Regions from separate parts of the Homo sapiens genome. Here region 2 is linked to region 1. A link is an interaction called in ENCODE POLR2A ChIA-PET data of the cell type or tissue named here. Cell type or tissue: PC-9. All regions are shown on one strand. Links, peaks and the distances in the headings refer to the core of each region. The heading gives the core; the rest is flanking DNA. Region 1 has its middle 14 kb from the start of MMP19. Region 2 overlaps RAB5B (RAB5B, member RAS oncogene family).

What was found. ChIA-PET counts read pairs that join two places held together with the same protein. Peaks named below come from ENCODE experiments on the same cell type or tissue, not always from the same donor. Only the 100,000 strongest peaks of a DNase experiment are listed, where the experiment ranks them.
Region 2: POLR2A ChIA-PET joins it to region 1 with 9 read pairs; 6 of 35 experiments call an interaction of 5 or more read pairs at or near these places.

What each region holds. Positions count from the first base shown.
Region 1 is chr12:55,854,693-55,859,084 of GRCh38, forward strand. No RefSeq gene overlaps it. Among named protein-coding and RNA genes, the nearest start is that of MMP19, 14 kb to the left of the region's middle. In PC-9, for the core only: no CTCF peak of the experiment used is centred there; no DNase peak of the experiment used is centred there.
Region 2 is chr12:55,980,036-55,984,427 of GRCh38, forward strand. All of the region lies in intron 1 of RAB5B (RAB5B, member RAS oncogene family), which reads left to right. It also overlaps the pseudogene LOC100131294. Among named protein-coding and RNA genes, the nearest start is that of RAB5B, 8.2 kb to the left of the region's middle. In PC-9, for the core only: no CTCF peak of the experiment used is centred there; a DNase peak (open chromatin) is centred at 1,996; H3K27ac peaks cover 709 bases.

The DNA of each region.
Region 1 (4,392 bases), core at 92-4,091:
GAGATCAAGGCTATGGTGAGCTGTGGTCACACCCCTGCACTCCAGCCTGGGCGACAGAGTGAAATCCTGTTTCAAAAATTAATTAATTAGGCCGGGCACGGTGGCTCACGCCTGTAATCCCGGCACTTTGGGAGGCTGAGGCGGGCGGATCACGAGGTCAGGAGATCGAGACCATCCTGGATAACACGGTGAAACCCCGTCTCTACTAAAAATACAAAAAAATTAGCCAGGCGTGGTGGCGGGCGTCTGTAGTCCCAGCTACTTGGGAGCCTGAGGCAGGAGAATGGCGTGAACCCGGGAGGAGGAGCTTGCAGTGAGCAGAGATCGCGCCACTGCACTCCAGCCTGGGCGACAGAGCGAGACTCCGTTAGGAGACATACATAATGTAAATGACAAGTTAATGGGTGCAGCACACCAACATGGCACATGTATACATATGTAACAAACCTGCATGTTGTGCACATGTACTGTAGAACTTAAAGTATAATAAAAATATATATATTTTAAAAATTAATTAATTAATTACATGCATTTATGTTCACTCTGTCCTCTAAAATGTTAATAAAGGAATAAACCCACAAGGACAAGGAGAACAGGAGAAGAGTCAATGCATGGGAGATGACAACACATTTTTGGAAGAGGGAAATCAAATAGAGGAGTGATAACATATAGTTTGGAGAGAGTTGAAGCCTAAATGCCCATGGAAGGTGAAACAAACAGGAAGCAAACCAATTTATGCCCTGACCCTGTCTCCTTTTTTTTGAGATGGAGTTTCGCTGTTGTCACCCAGGCTGGAGTGCAATGACATGATGTCGGCTCACTGCAACCTCTGCCTCCCAGGTTCAAGTGATTCTCCTGCCCAGCCTCCTGAGCAGGTAGGATTACAGGCACCTGCCACCACACCCAGCTAATTTTTTGTATTTTTAGTAGAGATGGGGTTTCACCATGTTGGCCAGGCTGGTCTCGAACTCCTGACCTCAAGTAATCCACCTGCCTTGACCTCCCAAAGTACTGGGATTACAGGCGTGAACCACCGCGCACGGTCGACCCTGTCTCTTTTATTCCAGAAGTATCAGAAATTGAAGGCATCAATCTCTCAGATGGCAGGGGAAGGGATAATTTAAATAAGACATATAGTTTATATAAGATCCGCAGTAAAAAAGTTTGTGGACCAGGCACAGTGGCTCGCGCTTGTAATCCCAGCACTTTGGGAGGCCAAGACGAGCAGATCACTTGACGCCAGGAGTTCAAGACCAGCCTGGCCAACATGGTGAAACCTCATCTCTACTAAAAATACACAAATTAGATTACAGGTGTGTGTGGTGGGATAAGCCTGTAATCCCAGCTACTCGGGAGGCTGAGGCATAAGAATCGCTTGAACCTGGGAGGTGGAGGTTTTAGTGAGCCAAGATCATGCCACTGCACTCCAGCCTGGGTGACACAGCAAGAATCTGTCTGAAAAAATAAAATTTATTGAGGCCCCTATACTTGTGTTTCTCTCACCAGGCCCAGGCAAATTCCCAGCAGATGTGAGGTTTGTTCTCCAGAGAAATTGATCCTGGGGAGGCAGAGCAGGGCATGAAACCAGACTGAAAGCAGAGATTTAAGTGAAAGTCACTGTATTCCTTTCCTATGGCTACTAAAACAAAATACCATAAATTGGCTGGCTTTCAAACAACAGCTATGTATTCCGTCACTGTCCTGGAGGCCAGAAGTCTGAAATCAAGGTGTCAGCAGGGTCACACACCCTGCAAAGGCCTTGGAGAAAATCTGTTCCTTGCCATTTCCAGCCCCTGGTGGCTCCAGGTATTCTTTGGCTTACGTCCACATTATTCCAATCTCTGCTTTCGTCTTCACATTATCTTCTCCTTTGTGAGGGTCTCCATCTAACCATCTCACCTCCCTCTGCCTCTGTCTTATAAAGGTGTGTGTAATAGTGTTTAGGGCCCATCTGGATAATCCAGAATAAAAAATCTTTTTTCTTTTTCTTAAAAATCCTTAATTTAATCATATCTTTTGCTATACAAGGTACTTTTTTGTTGTTGTTTTTTTTTGGTGTTTTTTTTTTTGTTTTTTTTTTTGAGACGGCATCTTGCTCTGTCACCAGGCTGGAATGCAGTGGTGTGATCTTGGCTCACTGCAACCTCCACCTCCCAGGTTCAAGGGATTCTCCTGCCTCAGCTTCCTGAGTAGCTGGGACTACAGGTACCTGCCACCACACTCAGCTAATTTTTTGTATTTTTAGTAGAGATGGGGTTTCACCGTTTGACCAGGATGGTCTCGATCTCCTGACGTCGTGATCCGCTCACCTCAGCCTCCCAAAGTGCTGGGATTACAGGCCTGAACCACTGCACCCAGCCATATGCAAGGTACTTTTAACTCTTTCATCAAATAATGTAATAGTCACAGGTCCTGGGGAATAGGAAGTAAATATATATCTGGAGGTGGGGGCACTCTTTCTGCCTATCAGAGTTACCATACTGAAGAATGAGACTCCTTGTCCTTCCCCGCTGCCAGTGTACTGGCATCCAGAATTTCGCCCACCATACAGAAAACTGGAGTATTCTTCTCTGGCAGGACTGAATAGCTCCAGAGGAAAGCACAAACACTGATACTTGGGTAGCCCCTTGACAAAAAGCCAACACACTGCCTGCTTCCCCACAGTGAAACTCATCATCAGCAGGTCACTGTGAAACACACAGAGCTTCTAACTAGGTTTTTTAGTTCCACACTCTTACATATAAATGAACAGTCACAGTTCACAAGACATCTGAGGAAAACTTCCAATATGGAAAACTGAGACCAGAACAAACAAGAAAAAAAAAAAAAAAAAGACTTGGAGAAACAGAATAAGCAACAGAAAAAGATTGCTTTTTAAATATATATATTTTTGGACAGGAGAAAACATCAGTGCCATGAAATGAAAGGTGCTATTTTTTTCTTTCTTTTTTTTTTTTGAGAGTCTCACTCTGTCGCCCAGGCTGGAGAGCAGTGGCGCGATCTTGGCTCATTGCAACCTCTGCCTCCCAGATTCAAGTGATTCTCCTGCCTCAGCCTCCTGAGTAGTCGGGATTATAGGCGAGCACCACCATGCCTGGCTAATTTTTGTATTTTTAGCAGAGACGGGGTTTTGCCATGTTGGCCAGGCTGCTCTCAAACTCCTTGCCTTGGCTTATCAAAGTGAAAAGGTGCTATTTTTTATAATTCAAAGAACAAGAAAAAAGTCATGGAAATTTAAAGTATGATAACCAATATAAAAACATTCCATTGGAAAAGCTGGAAGCTAAAGTCAGGGAAATCTCTAAGTAGAACAAAAAGACTAAATGAGTGACAATAGGAGTGAAAAGGATAGAAAACTCAAATGTCAGTTGAGAAGATATAATATCAGAAAGGAACAACAGAGAGAGAAATAAGGAGGAAATTACCAAGGAAATAATATGAAAATGCTTTCCAGGCCAGGTACAGAGGCTCAAGCCTGTAGTCCCAGCACTTTGGGAGGCCAAGGCAGGAAGAACTTGAACCCAGGGGTTTGAGACCAGCCTGGGCAACACAGGAAGACCCCATCTCTACAAAAAATAAAAATGAATTAGCCAGGCGTGGTGGCGAGCACCTGTAGTCCCAGCTATTCCGGAGGCTGAGGTGGGAAAATCTCTTGAGCCTGGGAGGTCAAGGGTACAGTGAGCCGTGTTTGTGCCACTGCACTCCAGTCTGTGTGACAGAGCAAGACCCTGTCTCAAAAAAGAAGTTTTCCAAAACTGAAGATTAGTCTCAAAATTTAAAAAAGTGTTCTAAGCATTCAGAAAGATAAAAATAAAGATAGAAATATACCAATCACATCATCAAGTTAAAGAGCGGATCCCAAAAACTTTCTTTTCTTTCTTTTTTTTTTTTTTCTTTTTTGCGACAGAGTCTTGCTCTGTTGCCCAGGCTGGAGTATGCAGTAGCACAATCTTGGCTCTCTACAGCCTCTGCCTCCCGGGTTCAAGCGATTCTCCTGCCTCAGGTTCCTGAGTAGCTGGGATTACAGGCGCCCACCACCACACCCGGCCGATATTTTTTTTTTTTTTTTTTGAGACGGAATCTCGCTCTGTCTCCCAGGCTGGAGTGCAGTGGTGCGATCTCGGCTCACTGTAACCTCCTCCTCCTGTATTCAAGCAATTCTCCTGCGTCAGCCGCCCAAGTAGCTGAGATTACTGGCACCCGCTGCCACACCTGACTAATTTTTTTTTATTTTTAGTAGAGACAGGGTTTCACCATGTTGCTTGCCCAGGATGGTCTTGATCTCCTGCCCTCGTGATCCTCCAGTCTCAGCCTCCCAAAGTGCTGGGATTACAGGCGTGAGCCACCTCGCCCAGGTTTGTTTTTTTTTTTTTTTTGAGACGGAGTCTCGCT
Region 2 (4,392 bases), core at 258-4,257, 130 kb after region 1:
ATTCCCTAGTGTAGTGCCGAGCTAGCCCTTTGCAGGACCCTAAAACCTGATCTAGTAACAGAATAAATCAGTGTATTTACATTTATGTTTGCCCTGAAAACCCAGGTAAGGTCTGAAGCCTGAGGCATCTCTCCTTCCTTTCCTCCTCCCTCTCTTCCTACCTCCTTGCCTTCGTTCACTTCCTCAATTCATTCCTCTCCCTTCTCCCTTCCTCTCTTTTCCTTCTTTTCCTTTCTGCTTTTCCCTTTTCTCCTTTTTCTCCTCATTCTCTTTACCATCTACCTATGTGTCCCTCCAAGCCCCTCTGCTATTTCTCCCCTGCTCACTCCCTCTGCTGTTGTCTCCCTCAGGTTCAGCTTCCGGGGTGGGGAGGCAAGAAAGGGTCCTCAGCTCAGGGAGCACTTGTTGGTGTTCTTTATGTCACAAGTTTTCAGGTCAGTACTGGGAGGCTTGTTGCCGTTTCCTGATCTCCGGCCTCCTGACTTGAGCAAGATGTCCCGGGCCAGGGAACTAAAAGCCTCATCCACATTCATACTGGATTTAGCACTAGTTTCGAAAAATCGGATTCCATGCTCTCGAGCCAACTTATCGGCCTGCTCCTTCTGCACCTTCCTCTTGGCCTCCATGTCACATTTGTTCCCTAGCAAGAGGTGCTCCACCCCAGCTGAGGCATTCTCCATGATGCTTTTCATCCAGTTCTGAATATTCTCGAAAGATTTCTCATCCGTGATGTCGTATGCTAGGATAATGCCCATGGCTCCACGGTAGTAGGCAGTAGTTATTGTCTTGAACCGCTCTTGGCCAGCTGTGTCCCAGACTTGTAGTTTGATCTTCTTCCCCTCTATATCCACAGTGCGGATCTTGAAATCAATTCCGATGGTGGAGATGTAAGTGTTGTTGAAGTTGTCCTCTGCAAAGCGAATGATCAGACAAGTCTTGCCCACCCCCGAGTCCCCGATCAGCAGCAACTTGAAGAGGTGGTCGTAGGCTTTGGCCATGGCGGACACCGGGGGAGCCGGGGAAGGGATGGGGCTATTTATTTATTTTTGAGACGGAATCGCTCTGTTGTCCAGGCTGGAGTGCAGTCGTGTGATCTCGGCTCACTGCTACCTCTGCCTCCCAGGTTCAAGCAATTCTCGTGCCTCAGCCTCCTGAGTAGCTGGGATTACAGGCACGCACCACCACACCCAGCTAATTTTTGTATTTTTAGTAGAGACAGGTTTTCACCACGTTGGCCAGGCTGGTCTCAAACTCCTGACCTCAGGTGATCTGCCCATCTCGCCCTCCCAAAGTGCTAGGATTACAGGTGTAAGCCACCACGCCTAGCCCAAATTGACTAATTGTATGTGTCTCGGTTTCCTCACCTATAAAATATAGAGACTGGACTAAATGACCTCTAGACTGGCTCTGATCTGCCTGACTGACCTTAAGGCTGACAACTGGTACTGGGTTGGACTCCAGTGGCTATATATACCGAGAACTCTGTCTCTGTTGATAGGTGATAGACTTCTGGAGACTTCATATGTATTTGGTTTAGGGACTCAAAGCTAACAAGTGGAAGGGGGCTTGAGGAATGGAGTCTTACTCTAGCTGGGACTGCTAAGACACTTTTACTGTTATGCCTACTTTGCTGCACTGCTTGGGAGAGTTGCCCACATTAAAGAACATCCTCCATGGGTCTCCTGCATCTAGTGGGCTAACCCATGGTCAGGCCTCAATCCTCCCTAGTTAATGGGTCATTTTATAAGTCATTCTTGTAGAGCCGTACTTCTTTTTTTTTTTTTTTGATGGAGTCTTGCTCTGTCACCCAGGCTGGAGTGCAGTGGCAAAGTCTCGACCCACTGCAGCCTCTGCCTCCCAGGTTCAAGCAATTCTCCTGCTTCAGCCTCCCAAGTAGCTGAGATTACAGGTGTCAGCCACCACACCTGGCTAATTTTTGTGTTTTTAATAGAGACGGGGTTTCACCATGTTCGCCAGACTGGTGTTGAATTCCTGACCTTAGGTGATCCGCCCACCTCAGCCTCCCAAAGTGCTGGGATTTCAGGCATGAGTCACTGCACCCGGCAGAGCTGCACTTCTAAGGGAAGTTAAATCTGATTTCTTCTCTTCTGAGCTAAAAAGGTTGAAAGGAAGAGAAACCTGCCCCATCTCCCTTTTTTTTGTCTCGGGTTTGAAGGTAATAATCATCATACCACTTGACTGGTTTACCAAAAAAAAAAAAAAAAATTAGTATTTTTGTGGGAAAAAATGAGAATAGAAAATAAATAATTGAATCTTATATGTATTATTTCATTTCTGTACCACAGAATTTTTGAGAGTCTAGCTATTATATTTTTTAAATGATACCCTTATAAACATGATAAGATTAAAGATCAAAGCTTAGAGGTGGCTCAACAATTGCTGTGAACAGGGAGGAAGGCAGGACATATTCTTTCTTTTTCAGAGGTGGGATCTCACTATGTTGCCCAGGCTGGTCTCAAACTCCTGGGCTCAAGTGATCCTCCTGCCTTGGCCTCCCAAAATGCTGGTATTACAGGCGTGAACCATGATGTGCAGCCAGAACATACTCTTAAGGCTACATATTAGGGTACGAGGTAGTCTTTTCTAAGTCAGTAGTTACTGATCTCTGAGAATCCAAGGTTGCTTAGTAGCAAGAAAGCTTGCTGACCACATCTGGGCTCTGGCTTGACTTCCCATCTCTGAGAGTTAGTGACAGAGACTTTGCAACTCAAGCGTGTCTGCAATTGTTTCCTGTCTTTACACTCCCCCAGAGCTCAAGTGATATGTTTAGCCATGAGAATTCAGTCCATTCTAACTCCCACATTTTCCTTTATTGTAGAGTAGTAACATTGAGGCTTAATATTCTACCCCTTGGATCACATGCTTTGAAATACATAAAAATGTAAGGGAGTAAGTTGAAAAAACCAGTAACTTTTTCTATTGTTTCTTGAGAGTATAGCATATATATGTCACCTGAAGGAAACTTGATCAGCTTATCATCTGTCCTTTTTTTTTTATTATGGTGTCACCTGTCTTCTCTTTTATTTATTTTTTATTTTGAGAGACGGAGTCTTGCTCTGTTGCCCAGGCTGGAGTACAGTGGCATAATCTCAGCTCACTGCAACCTCCGCCCTCTGGGTTCAAGCGATTCTCCTGCCTCAGCTTCCCAAGTAGCTGGGACTACAGGCATGTGGCGCTACACCCAGCTAATTTTTGTATTTTTTAGTAGAGACGGGGTTTCACTATATGTTGGCCAGGCTGGTCTCAAACTCCTGACCTCTCAAACACCAGAGTGAGACTCTCTCTAAAAATGGAAAATAAATTTTAAAATGTTATAATTAAAGATACTCATTTAAATTGAATAAATTTAGCTTTATGAAAAATTTGCTGTATCATCTTTATTTTGATCCTTTCGTCATAGGCCATTGAAAACTTAATCATAAAATGGTACATGTATATCTGAATTTTTAAGACTGACTGACCAAGGGGACTACAGAATACCCAGTAGAATCAAAGTAATTGTCATGTTCCTCTGTATTAATCTAGTCTACTTTGGGACCTTGAGTTCTCACCTCTCATTCTTTTGCTAACTTCCTCTTTACCCTTTAGTTATGTCTCCTTTTTTTTTTTTTTTTTTTTCCAGAGATAGCGTCTTGTTCTGTCGCCCAGGCTGGAGTGCAGTGGTGTAATCAGCTCACTACAACCTTCAACTCCTGGGCTCCAGTGATTCTCCCACCACAGCCTCTGGAGTAGCTGGGATTACAGGCACATACCACCATGCCCAGCTAATTTTTTTAAATGTTTTCTAGAGACTCAGTCTCGCTATGTTGCCTAGGCTGGTCTCAAACTCCTCACCTCAAGCAAGGCTTCCCCTTTTATCTCCCAAACCCCTGGGATTACAGGCATGGGCCGCTCTGCCAGGCCTGTTTTTTCTCTTTTTCTTTCTCTGTACCACTTTCATATTGTGGCTTCTTCCCTGCCCCCGATCTCCCCCCTACCCACCCCAGGTGGAGTCTTGCTCTGTTACCCAGGCTGGAGTGTGGTGGCACGATCTCGGCTCACTGCAACCTCCGCCTCCCGGGTTTAAGCAGTTCTGCCTCAGCCTCCCGAGTAGGATTACAAATGCCGGCCACCAACCACACCCGGCTAATTTTTTTTTTTTTTTTTTAGACTGAGTCTCGCTGTTGCTCTGTCGCCAGGCTGGAGTACAGTGGTGCAATCTCAGCTCACTGCAACCTCCACCTCACAAGTTCAAGCAGTTCACCTGCCTCAACCTCCCAAGTAGCTGGGACTACAGGCACGCGCCACCACGCCCAGCTAATTTTTGTATTTTTAGTAGAGACGGGGTTTCACCATGTTTGCCAGGCTTGTCTCAAACTCCTGACCTCCTGA